2 separate regions of the Homo sapiens genome follow, and region 1 is linked to region 2. Evidence: read pairs that join two places in POLR2A ChIA-PET (ENCODE). Cell type or tissue: MCF 10A. All regions are shown on one strand. Each heading gives the region's core, and the rest is flanking DNA. Links, peaks and the distances in the headings are about the cores only. Region 1 overlaps GNG4 (G protein subunit gamma 4). Region 2 overlaps TBCE (tubulin folding cofactor E).

Region 1 (5,378 bases), core at 137-5,136, 150 kb before region 2:
TGTCACCCAGGCTGGAGTGCAGTGGTGTGATCTTGGCTCACTGCAACCTGTGCCTCACAGGTTCAAGCAATTCTCCTGCCTCAGCTTCCTGAGTAGCTGGGATTACAGGCACGTGCCACCATGCCTGGCTAATCTTTTTTGTATTTTTAGTAAAGACGGGGTTTCACCATGTTGGCCAGGCTGGCCTCGAACTCCTGATCTCAAGTGATCCACCTGCCTCGGCCTCCCAAAGTGCTGGGATTACAAGTGTGAGTCACTGTACCCGGCCCAGGAAGAAATTTAGAACCAAAAGCAGCAGTCAGAGTTGAGTCCTCAGTTCCCCCTCATCTGAGGTCTCTGTGCCAGCTGATTCATTCCGTAGGGGGCCGGGTTTCTGAAAAACAACTCAGAGACATATGTTAAGATGTTATCTTTAGTTTCTATAGGGAAACCAAACATCTCGTAATTCTAGCTTCCTTGGCTATTGTTTTAAGCTACTATTACCTTCTTGCTTATCAAGTCACTTATTTACTTCTCAGGGCTAACTTGGTGCTAGCTTGGAATTTCCCTTGAAGGAACTCAAGATTTTCCTTTATTTCCCTGCTGGGGGTCCCACAGACCCGTACAACGGGTTCTCTGCTGCATCTCAAGAAACCCCCGGTGCGACCTATGTGCATGAGCACATTCCTGTATACCTGGGAAGAAAGAGCTGTGTGAGCACGTGGCCCCAGGTGCCACCCCTAAGCAAATGGTCCCTTTTCCCCCTTGCCTCATCTTCTGGAAAGCCGAGAGCCCAGTCAGTGTTGCCGGTAGCCAGTGTGCGTGTGGAGATTTGTTGCAGCTCCTCTCTGTTCCTACTTCCATTTTTCTTCTTGGGTCCAGGTGGGATGTGCAGACGCATGAATGTCTGTGCAGGGAGGCATACCTGAGTCCCCATGGAAGTACATATAGCATCCAGACAGTCTCAGAAAGGCAGGGGCGTTATTCAGGTGGAGCCTAAAGGGTACCTGGCCAGGTAGGGGAAGCAGGACCTCCGAAACCTTCTTATAGGGCTCTATCTTCAAAGCATGTGGTTGTCTTCAGCACCATTGGCAAAAGCCATTACCTTCTCCCCCACCAGGGATTTCCTGCTTTTTTTGCCCACCTCAGGGAAGGGGCTCCCTCCTGACACCTCACTCCCAGGTTAAGCAAGGTTAGGATCACCCAGGGGATGAGTCTGTTCCAGGAGAGCAGGACAGACCAAGTGTGGGGGATGAAATCCTAAGCGCCACTAGGCCAAGGTGGGTAATGAGCCAGGAGCAGTGGCGGAGCAGTGCTTCCTTCCACTCCTGCTGAGGAGCGCTGGGAAATTATGTTACCTAACCTCCTTGAATATATTTCCTTATCTGAAAAATAAGAGGATTGGAACCGGACCTCCATGTTCCCCTGCAATACCAACAGTCAGTGATTCAGAGCCTTGCTACTCAAAGTGTGGTCCGTGGACCAGCAGCCTCACGAAGCTCGTTAGAAGCGCAGGATCTCGGCCCCTACCCCAGAGCCACTCGATCAAAATCTGCATTTTAAAATCCTCAGGTGATTCATATGCACGTTAAAATTCAAAAAGGACTAGTTGAGACAGCCCCTAAGGTACATGAGACATCCTATGCGTCCCATGCAAGGTAATTTGGACACTAAGGAATCACGAAGTAGAAGTGGCTCACAGCCAGCAGTGGTGCTCTCCTTTGGTACGGGCCAGAATCAGCCTGGGAGATTGTAAAATACGGACGTCCAGGTGTGCAGGGCCACAGTGCTGGGAGAAGCCAGAGCAGCCCCTTGGAGAGAGAAAACACAAACACGCACACATGAAATCGCTTAAGGATCACTCTGGGCAACAAGGGTGACTGTCCTAGACACAGAATCAGGGTGAGCCGAGGGCAGCAGAGCAGAGACCGTGGAGCAGGCCTGTTTACCCAGTGCTCCCGAAAGACGGCTTTTCATCCTTACATTAGAATCTCTTCCTTTAGTTACTGAGGGGCCTCTCAGGGGAATCTGTGGTTACCTCTCCACCTTCTTTTTTTTTCCAGACAGTCTCACTCTGTCACCCAGGCTGGAGTGCAGTGGCGCAATCTCGGCTCACTGCAATCTCTGCCTTCCAGGTTCAAGCAATTCTCCTGTCTCAGCCTCCCAAGTAGCTGGGACTACAGGCACCCACCACCATGCCTGGCTAATTTTTGTATTTTTAGTAAAGAGGGGATTTCACCATATTGGTCAGGCTGGTCTCAAACTCCTAACCTCAGGTGATCCACCCACCTCGGCCTCCCAAAGTGCTGGAATTACAGGCATGAGCCACCACACCCAGCCTCTCCACCTTCTTAAGCAAGAATGCAGAAGATTGCAGGGAGGGAAGACTGTTGATGTTGTTGCTTGTTTTAAGATGGTCAGGTGCAGATTGCATAAATATATTTGCATATTCTGAGGAGGAAAAGCGCCAGAGACGTGGACATTACAGGATGGAGGGGTGAGTGTAGGGCAGATCCCTTGGGGAGGGGAGCGGTCTACTGACCTGTGAAGTGTTAGCCTTGGCTGAGAAGATGCCTTCAGCTGCAAGTGACAGATGACCCAACAAATATGGCCTGAACCATGAGGAGTACATTATCTCATTTCAAGGATCAGGAATAGACTTCCAAGGACCCACCCAGCTCAAGGATCCAGGTCATTTTCTCCACTAGACTAGTGACCGTGTCCTTGGTTGATTCCCCAGTGGTTTTATGGCTCTGGCAGCTGCAAACACAACTCAAGGTGGCCAAAGACAGAGCTTTCTCCCCTTGTCCCTCCGTCGGGGAGGAAAACCCTCCCTATGAGTCCCTGCAGATTTCCCCTGATGTCCCATTGAGGAGGACAAGGTCACGTTGTCAGGTTCACAACTATACCAAATGCCCTGCTTGGGGTCAGGTTCCAGCCCATGCTGAGGTTCGAGGGGAGTGGGCGGATGGGCAGGTAGCTGAAGGAACACTCGTGGGGCCATAAGCAGGTGAAATGTAGTTTTACTCAACAGGTCTCTCAGCAGCTGACTCATACCAGCTCTCTCACACTGTCCGCCTTGACTCAGCTGTCTGCTCTGGCTTTGTGGCTCCTCTCAGCAGCCAGCTCCCACACATAGCTGCATGGCCGACTCTCCCCTGCCTTCGGGGTCAGCAGCTTAACTCTTTCTCTCTCTGGGCACGAGCTGAACTGTGCTGTGCCCTGGCTCCCCCTGTCTACCTGCAAAATGGACAGCTTTGGCTCTTTCTCTGGGCGCCAGCATGCCTGTACAGTGTCAGCAGGGCAATAATAGCTTTTACAAACAACAGTGGCTTAGAGCCAAATGATGAGCCTTCCGATGTTATGGCTATATGGCTGTGATGACAAGTGGAGTTATACGCCTGCGCTCTAAACTTGCTGAGTCACTCTGGATGTTTACCTCAGCCTATCCTTGACCAAAGCACAGCCATGTTCCTGACACGCGTGCTCTGGCCTTACAGCAAGGGAGGCAAGAAAGTGAGTCTGCCATTGTCAGCCCCTGGGGAGGAAGGAGGGCCCTGCCGGCAGGGCAGCAAGTCGGGAGCAGCTGTGGGTGGTGTCCTACAGGCTCTGCTGTGGAGGAAGAGCTGCTGCCCTGAGTGGAGGCAAGGATGGATGTGGGTGTGGAGTGGAGTAGGTGGGGTGGGGAACATTAAGGAGGGTTCTCTGCTAATGGCCATTCTGTGTAGACAGAGGGGCTGAGGTCCTCTGCTGAGGAGGAAAGGTCAGAGGTGATGAGGAAGTGATGAAGACTGGAAGAAGAGGATGAAGGGAGGGGGAGATGATTTGGGGCAAGGAGTCCTATTGCCAGGTAGCTCTGAGGGCCTCGCAGAGGCTGGATTGTGGATGTCTGATGGGCAGAGTTTAGTGGGGGGGGTCTCTCCAGCAGCGCTGAGCAGCCCCTTCGTGAGTGTGGAGAGGGGAGGAGTTGGGTCCATACCGAAGCAGGTTTTAGGGACAGAGGAAAGGGCCAGAGAAGCAGACGGCTCTTGGGAGACAGTGGTGGTAGTTGGGTCATGCTGTTGAGGCTAAGTATGGAGCCAGGGGAGGAGGAAGCAGCAGAGAAGGGGCTGAGGGAGAAGCTGGGGTCGGAGAGCACAGCCCCCGCTGGGGGCCAGGTCCAGGGGCCTCGGCTGTGGGTGGCAGACATGGGCTGGAGAGTGGACGCACATGGAGGGCCTGAGAGGGAGGCCATGGAGGGATGGAACCCCCAGAGGGTCACCCACCCGCTTATTTTATCTCCAGCGCACAACAAGGAAAGCACAGTGCGCTGGTGGGACCTTCCCACAGGAAGCCTCCAGCCAGAACTCTCCTCTGCGGAGAGGGTAGGGCATGTGGAAAACGAGCCCTTCTTTTGAACAGCGGAAGAATGAGGAAGGGCTGAGGGATCAGGGCCGTCTGAACAGCGCCTGGGAGGGAGAGAGGTGGGCGCAGCTGCAGGGGCCTGACGGGACTGAGAGTCGGCTCTGCTGCTTTCCCCGGTAACGTTAGCTGTTCCCTCCCCGCCACATGACCCACCTGTGCACATGTGCACACATCCTCAAGGACTCACACTTATACCCACACACTCACACTCCAGACACAAACACACCCCCCACACCCTCTCACACACTCCATACACTTACACACACGTTCACCCCGCATGCTCTGAGACGTGCCTGTATTCACACTCTCACCTTCACACACACACACACCCCCACCCCACACTCTCCCACACTCACCCTCACCCCCACCCTGAACCCTGACCCACACCCACACACACCCTCACACACAGACACCCAACACTCGCACACATACCCCACAGTCACACACACACCCAACACCCTCCCACACTCACACTCCACCCCACATTCACACACCCCACCCCATGCCCTCCCACACTCACACTCACCGCCACCCCACACCCTCCCACATTCACAACCCCAACCCACACCCTGACACACACCCACAACACACCCACCTCACATTCACACACCCCCACCCCCCATCCACACTCTCACACTCACCCCCCACCCTGTACCCTCACACACGCTCACCCACCCTCACACACACACCCCCACCCCTCACCCTCATACATGCTCACACACGTGCTCACACACACACTCACACACACCCCACCCCTGACCCTCATACATGCTCTCACACTCTCACACACACACACCCCTCACCCTCACACACACCCCAACCCACACCTTCACACACACTCACATACACTGTCATCACACACACCCCACCTCACACACTCACACTCACCCACACCCTCACACATACTTTCTGTCACACACACTCACCCCCACACACTCTCACACGCTCACCCCCACCCCACACTTTCACACACTCCTACTCACCACAGACTCCCT
Region 2 (5,378 bases), core at 164-5,163:
CTCCCAAAGTGCTAGGATTACAGGTGTGAGCCACCATGCCTGGCTATTACTTTTCTGTTTAGAAGACATTTACCTATGTTAGTGGTTAAATATTCACAGCATGTGGCATAAGAATTAGTATTAAGAACCTTTGTATGAGTGAGTGAGTGAGTGCACATTTGAGAAACAGAAAAGCAAATAAAAAAGGGGAAAAAAAGGAACCCTTGTAATCTGCTGGCTTACTGCTGAATTTATAGAATATAGGACTCAGATTCTGAATAGTTTAAAGTAGTAATTCTTACATATAATTTCTATGGATAGTCGAATCTCTGCTAGCTACCCAAAGATTAATAAAAACAGCATGAATGCAGTGGGTGTTCCCAAAATGGCTAACTGAATCTCAGAAGACCTGGGATACCAGTCAGGTGTACAGTGTGGAAGTAGAGAAGGGTAAGGCGGCACTGTCACCCCCAGCCAAGGGCTGCATTCAGGCATATGCCCAGACGGCAGGCCTTGGCAGGTCTACCTCAGTGCCTTCCAGAGAAAGACTGAAAAGGAAAGCTTAACGAAACAGGTCTAATGACAATATTCTTGAGCAAATACTCTATAGTGGTAACATTCCCATGAATTGATTTGATGTATCTGCAAAGGCAAAAGGAAACACGCAAAGACATCGAAGGCCAAAAACATTCACAGAAAGTCCTGGCCTGCCAGGCATGGTGGCTCACACCTATAACCCCAGCACTTTGGGAGGTGATGACAGGAGAACTGCTTGAGCTCAGGAGTTTGAGGCCAGCCTTAGCAACATAGCGAGGCTTCATCTCTACTAAAAATCAAAAAAATTAGCGGGGTGTGGTGGTTCGTGCCTATAGTCCCAGCTACTCAGGAGGCTGAGGTAGGAGGATCACTTGAGCCCGGGATCAAGGTGATGGAGCCTGCAGTGAGCTGAGATGGCACCACTGCACTCCAGCGTGAGTGACAGCCAGACCCCATCTGAAAAAAATATATCAAAAATAAAACAGTCCTGGCCCTCTTTGACTAGTCTGTCTCCACCAGGGCCTTTACTGTCTGTCTAAGTTTGAAAACAGAATAATGAAGGGGGAAATCACTAATTCTAACCCATTATATAGCAGTAGCCAAATTACATATTACAGGAGTAGAAACTGGATTGTGAATAAATAAAAATGGAGACGTTGTGGTAAATTAAATGGATGGTTATCAATCAGAAAGGTACTTCTTTGAACACAACTAAGGCCTTCTATAAGCAATACCATGATAAGCTTGCTTTATCTGATAGAAACTAATTTAAAAATCAATGTGAATTTACTGCACTGATGGGCAAAGAAACCCAGTGTACTAGAGTCATTAAGCTGATGTGTATTTCATTTATTTAAATCCTCACTGCTCTAAATTATTTATATTTTAGCATTTAGCTATGAATCAAGTTTAATCTTGAGAATTCACAGTATCATGGCATACTCAAAAATAGACTATAATTTCATTTTTCTTTTGAGTGAAAGTTTAAGGTAAGTTATGTTGATCTACTTTATTGACACAAGCATATTTATTTTCCAAATAAAAGTAATTCAGTTCCAGTACCACAATTTTTTTAAGTTCTAAGGTAGCTTTCTCAAAGAAAACCATTTCAGGGTGTCCATTAAAAGAGCATCTGCGAATTGTTTTTGCAGGGACTCCTAATCAGTCAGGAGAAGTAGAATGTAAGCAAAGTCACAAACCTCCCGTAAGAATTTGGTTCACCAGGACACAGCTCCTCTCTTATGAAGGGATGAGAAGCAGACCCCAAACCCAGTGTCACAGTCTCCCTGGAAACAGCAGCAGGCTTGGGGAATGCTTCCAAAAGGCTATGCCATTCAAGGTCTCAGGTTTTTTGGTTAAAAATACAACTTAGGCCAACTGCAGTGGCTCATGCCTGTAATTAATTCCAACACTGGGAGGCTGAGGCAGGAGGATGGCTTTGAGCTCAGGAATTCGAGACCAGCCTGGGCAACATGGCGAAAACCCATCTCTACAAAAAATACAAAAATTAGCTGGGCGTTGGTGGCTCGCACGTGTAGTCCCAGCTACGTGGAGGCTGAGGCTGGAGAATTGCTTGGGCCCAGGAAGCAGAGGCTGCCGTGAGCTGAGTTGGTGCCACTGCATTCCAACCTGGGTGACAGAGTGAGGCCCTGTCTCAAAAAAAATTGTGTGTGTGTGTGTATATATATATGTGTGTGTGTGTGTGTGTGTAATTATATGCAGGGGCTTCCAATTTTAACAGAACTGCTTTCAGCTGATAAAGTTAGGGGAGACCTGAACTTTTGGGGGCATGGGGGAGTGATATTAGCATGATTGATTGTATTTTAGAATATAAAAGACTAATGAAAACCTGTAAGTTCTGAGGTCCACACTTTGAGACATGAGTTAAAGGTTTTAATTTTAGCTGACTCATACCTAGGCCGATGATTCAGAGTTTAAGGAAAAGACAGGCTGGTTCTTCTTACCCGGCAGTTGTTTCTCCAGGACTTTCTGATCAAGTTGATGAGGGTATTTTATCTTCAGTGCTTTAAGAGAAACAAAGAAAAAGACTAATTGATATCTACTATTATATGGATTTAAATTATCCACACACATCAACAGATGGCCAAATGATAGAGGTATTCAGTGCAAATTGGCAGGTCTAATCAATGTTTAAAATTCTTTCTATTAATCCTTCCATGGATTGCTAACAACAACAGAAATAGCTGGACAATACTTTCCCTTTTCCCCACTTAGTACTTCTTTCCTTACAGCTTGGCTAGGTTTTCAAGTCATAAATTCACAAATCACAATTTGGTTCACAACTCCAATACCTCCCACATTTATAACACTATTAAATGAGTTTAAAACATAGGAGTTACAAAAATGTATAAGAATTTAAACATGTTTTAAAGAATTCATTTCTTTGACAGGGCGCGGTAGCTCATGCCGCTAATCCTAGCACTTTGGGAGGCCGAGGCGGGTGGATCTCCTGAGGTCAGGAGTTTGAGACCAGCCTGGCCAACATGGTGAAACCCCATCTCTACTAAAAATACAAAATTAACTGGGTGTGGTGGCGCATGCCTGTAATCCCAGCTACTCGGGAGGCTAAGGCACGAAAATCGCTTGAACCCGGGAGGCGGAGGTTGCGGTGAGCCAAGATCGTGCCACTGCACTCCAGTCTGGGCAACAAGAGCAAAACTCCGTCTCGATTAAAAAAAATTAGCCGGGCATGGTTGTGTATGCCTGTAGTCCCAGCTACTCCAGAGGCTGAGGCAGGAGAATCGCTTAGAACCTGGGAGGCGGAGGTTGCAATGAGCTGAGATCACACCACTGCACTCCAGCCTGGGAGACAGAGGGAGACTCTGTCTCAAAAAAAAAAAAAAAAATTTTCATTTAAAACTCAAGGCATTTACTTAGGTACTTAAGAGGTACACACTTAAGAGAAACACACTAACTGTTTCAGCACCTAAGCACTCAAATACAAATAAACTATTTGAATCTGAGATTCTTACTTAGTAGCTGGTTTTTCAGCATAAGTGGTTGCTGTGTTTTGAGTTCCCAATCTTCAGGTGCACCATATTCTGTTTAAGAAAGCAAAAGAGATGAATGATAAACCAAAGGCCACTATAAGTAAAAACAAAACAAACAAACAAACAAAGGATAGGTAAGCGTCCAGAGAGCCTGTGCCTTTCCCAGGACACATGGAGCTGCCTTTATTCAGTGTGATTTTTAGGAGTGATGGACAACGACCACTTCCAAGGGCAGAATCTTCTATCTACCCAGAGCTGCAGACTCTGTAGCTTATCTAGCTCATTGTTAATGACCAGTGAAACTCAACAAAAGACAACAAATGAAAAGCAACATGTTTACATGTGTATTACATCATTGTTCCTTAGGTGTCCTGACTCAAAACTAGCAAGAGAAGACTGCCTTCAAATACTTCAAATGTTTTCCCCGAGTGTCACCTTTGGTAACAGTTCTCTTTCTGCGCTGACAGAAACCTGGTGCCACCTGAGACACGATCCACAGGACACTTCTCACGTTTCCACCAGACCGTGCAGTGCCAGGCTGGGTGCTCAGTACCATACTGCAAACCAGTTCCTAGGCCTGGACCACAGCCTCCACAGGAGAGGAGGAAAGCAGTACTTTTTTCCTGCTCTAGGCCAAACAGTGACAACATTTCTCTAAATCCCCCCATCTATCTGTGCTTTTGTCTTCTAACATTCTTAGCAGTGAAATACTCAACAATACCTGCCCGGCTGCTTCACATCTTCCCTTGCCCACCCCCGAGTGATTTAGAATTCACCGAGCGTGGCCAGGAGATTGGGCTGGCTAATGGAGTCATTTGAAAGTGATTCCTCTAGGCTGCTTTTCTTCCTTAAACATACTGTTCAAGCCTGAAGCGTTTATGCAGCGAGCTTCTTGCATTAAGAAATATAAAAAAGGAAATAACATAAAAGCGAAATGTGGAGTAATAATGTCATCAAAACAAAATGGAAAGTACATCAGGGACAAAGACTCATGAATTCTTAGCTTCAAAGCCTGAAGAACCAGGCTGGAGGATTTAAGGAACCACCGTGCATGCCAAGTGCCAGCCTTGGTAGCGAGCCCTCGGGACGAGAGCTTACTGCAGAACTACACTCATACGAACTTTCCTATTCACTAGAATTACCTGGGGGGCTTTAAAAAAATACAGATGCCGGCTGGGCGCGGTGGCTCTCGCCTGTAATCCCAGCACTTTGGGAGGCTGAGGCGGGCGAATCACCTGAGTTCAGGAGTTTGAGACCAGCCTGGCCAACCTGGTGAAACCCCATCTCTACTAAAAATACAAAAAATTAGCCGGGCATGGTGGCAGACGCCTGTAATCCCAGCTTCTCAGGAGGCTGAAGCAGGAGAATCACTTGAACCCAGGAGGTAGAGGTTGCAGTGAGCCGAGATCGCGCCATTGGACTCCAGTCTGGGCAACAAGAGCGAAACACCATCTCAAAAAAATATATATATATACGGATGCCTCAGACATAAACTGGAGTGCTTCCTACCCTTCCTACAGTGGAGCATGGTGCGCCACCTGAAACCTGGTGGACATATGCAAGAGAAGAACCTACATTTAAGAAGTGCTTTCCCTGGCTGGGCGCGGTGGCTCACGCCTGTAATCCCAGCACTCTGGGAGGCCAAGGTGGGTGGATCACAAGGTCAGGAGATCGAGACCATCCTGGCTAACACGGTGAAACCCCGTCCCTACTAAAAATACAAAAAATTAGCCGGGTGTGGTGGTGGGCGCCTGTAGTCCCAGCCACTCGGGAGGCTGAGGCAGGAGAATGGCGTGAACCCGGGAGGCGGAGCTTGCAGTGAGCGGAGATCGCGGCACTGCACTCCAGCCT

Evidence for each region. Peaks named below come from ENCODE experiments on the same cell type or tissue, not always from the same donor. Only the 100,000 strongest peaks of a DNase experiment are listed, where the experiment ranks them.
Region 1: POLR2A ChIA-PET joins it to region 2 with 5 read pairs; 1 of 35 experiments calls an interaction of 5 or more read pairs at or near these places.

The regions. Positions count from the first base shown.
Region 1 is chr1:235,587,114-235,592,491 of GRCh38, reverse strand. All of the region lies in intron 2 of GNG4 (G protein subunit gamma 4), which reads left to right. Among named protein-coding and RNA genes, the nearest start is that of GNG4, 60 kb to the left of the region's middle. In MCF 10A, for the core only: no CTCF peak of the experiment used is centred there; DNase peaks (open chromatin) are centred at 3,081 and 3,341.
Region 2 is chr1:235,440,014-235,445,391 of GRCh38, reverse strand. It overlaps TBCE (tubulin folding cofactor E), which reads right to left. Exons shown (of 17, transcript NM_003193.5): 14 at 3,510-3,578; 15 at 2,481-2,540. It also overlaps a transcript of B3GALNT2 not described here. Among named protein-coding and RNA genes, the nearest start is that of B3GALNT2, 62 kb to the left of the region's middle. RefSeq lists an enhancer at 1,962-3,161. In MCF 10A, for the core only: no CTCF peak of the experiment used is centred there; a DNase peak (open chromatin) is centred at 2,431.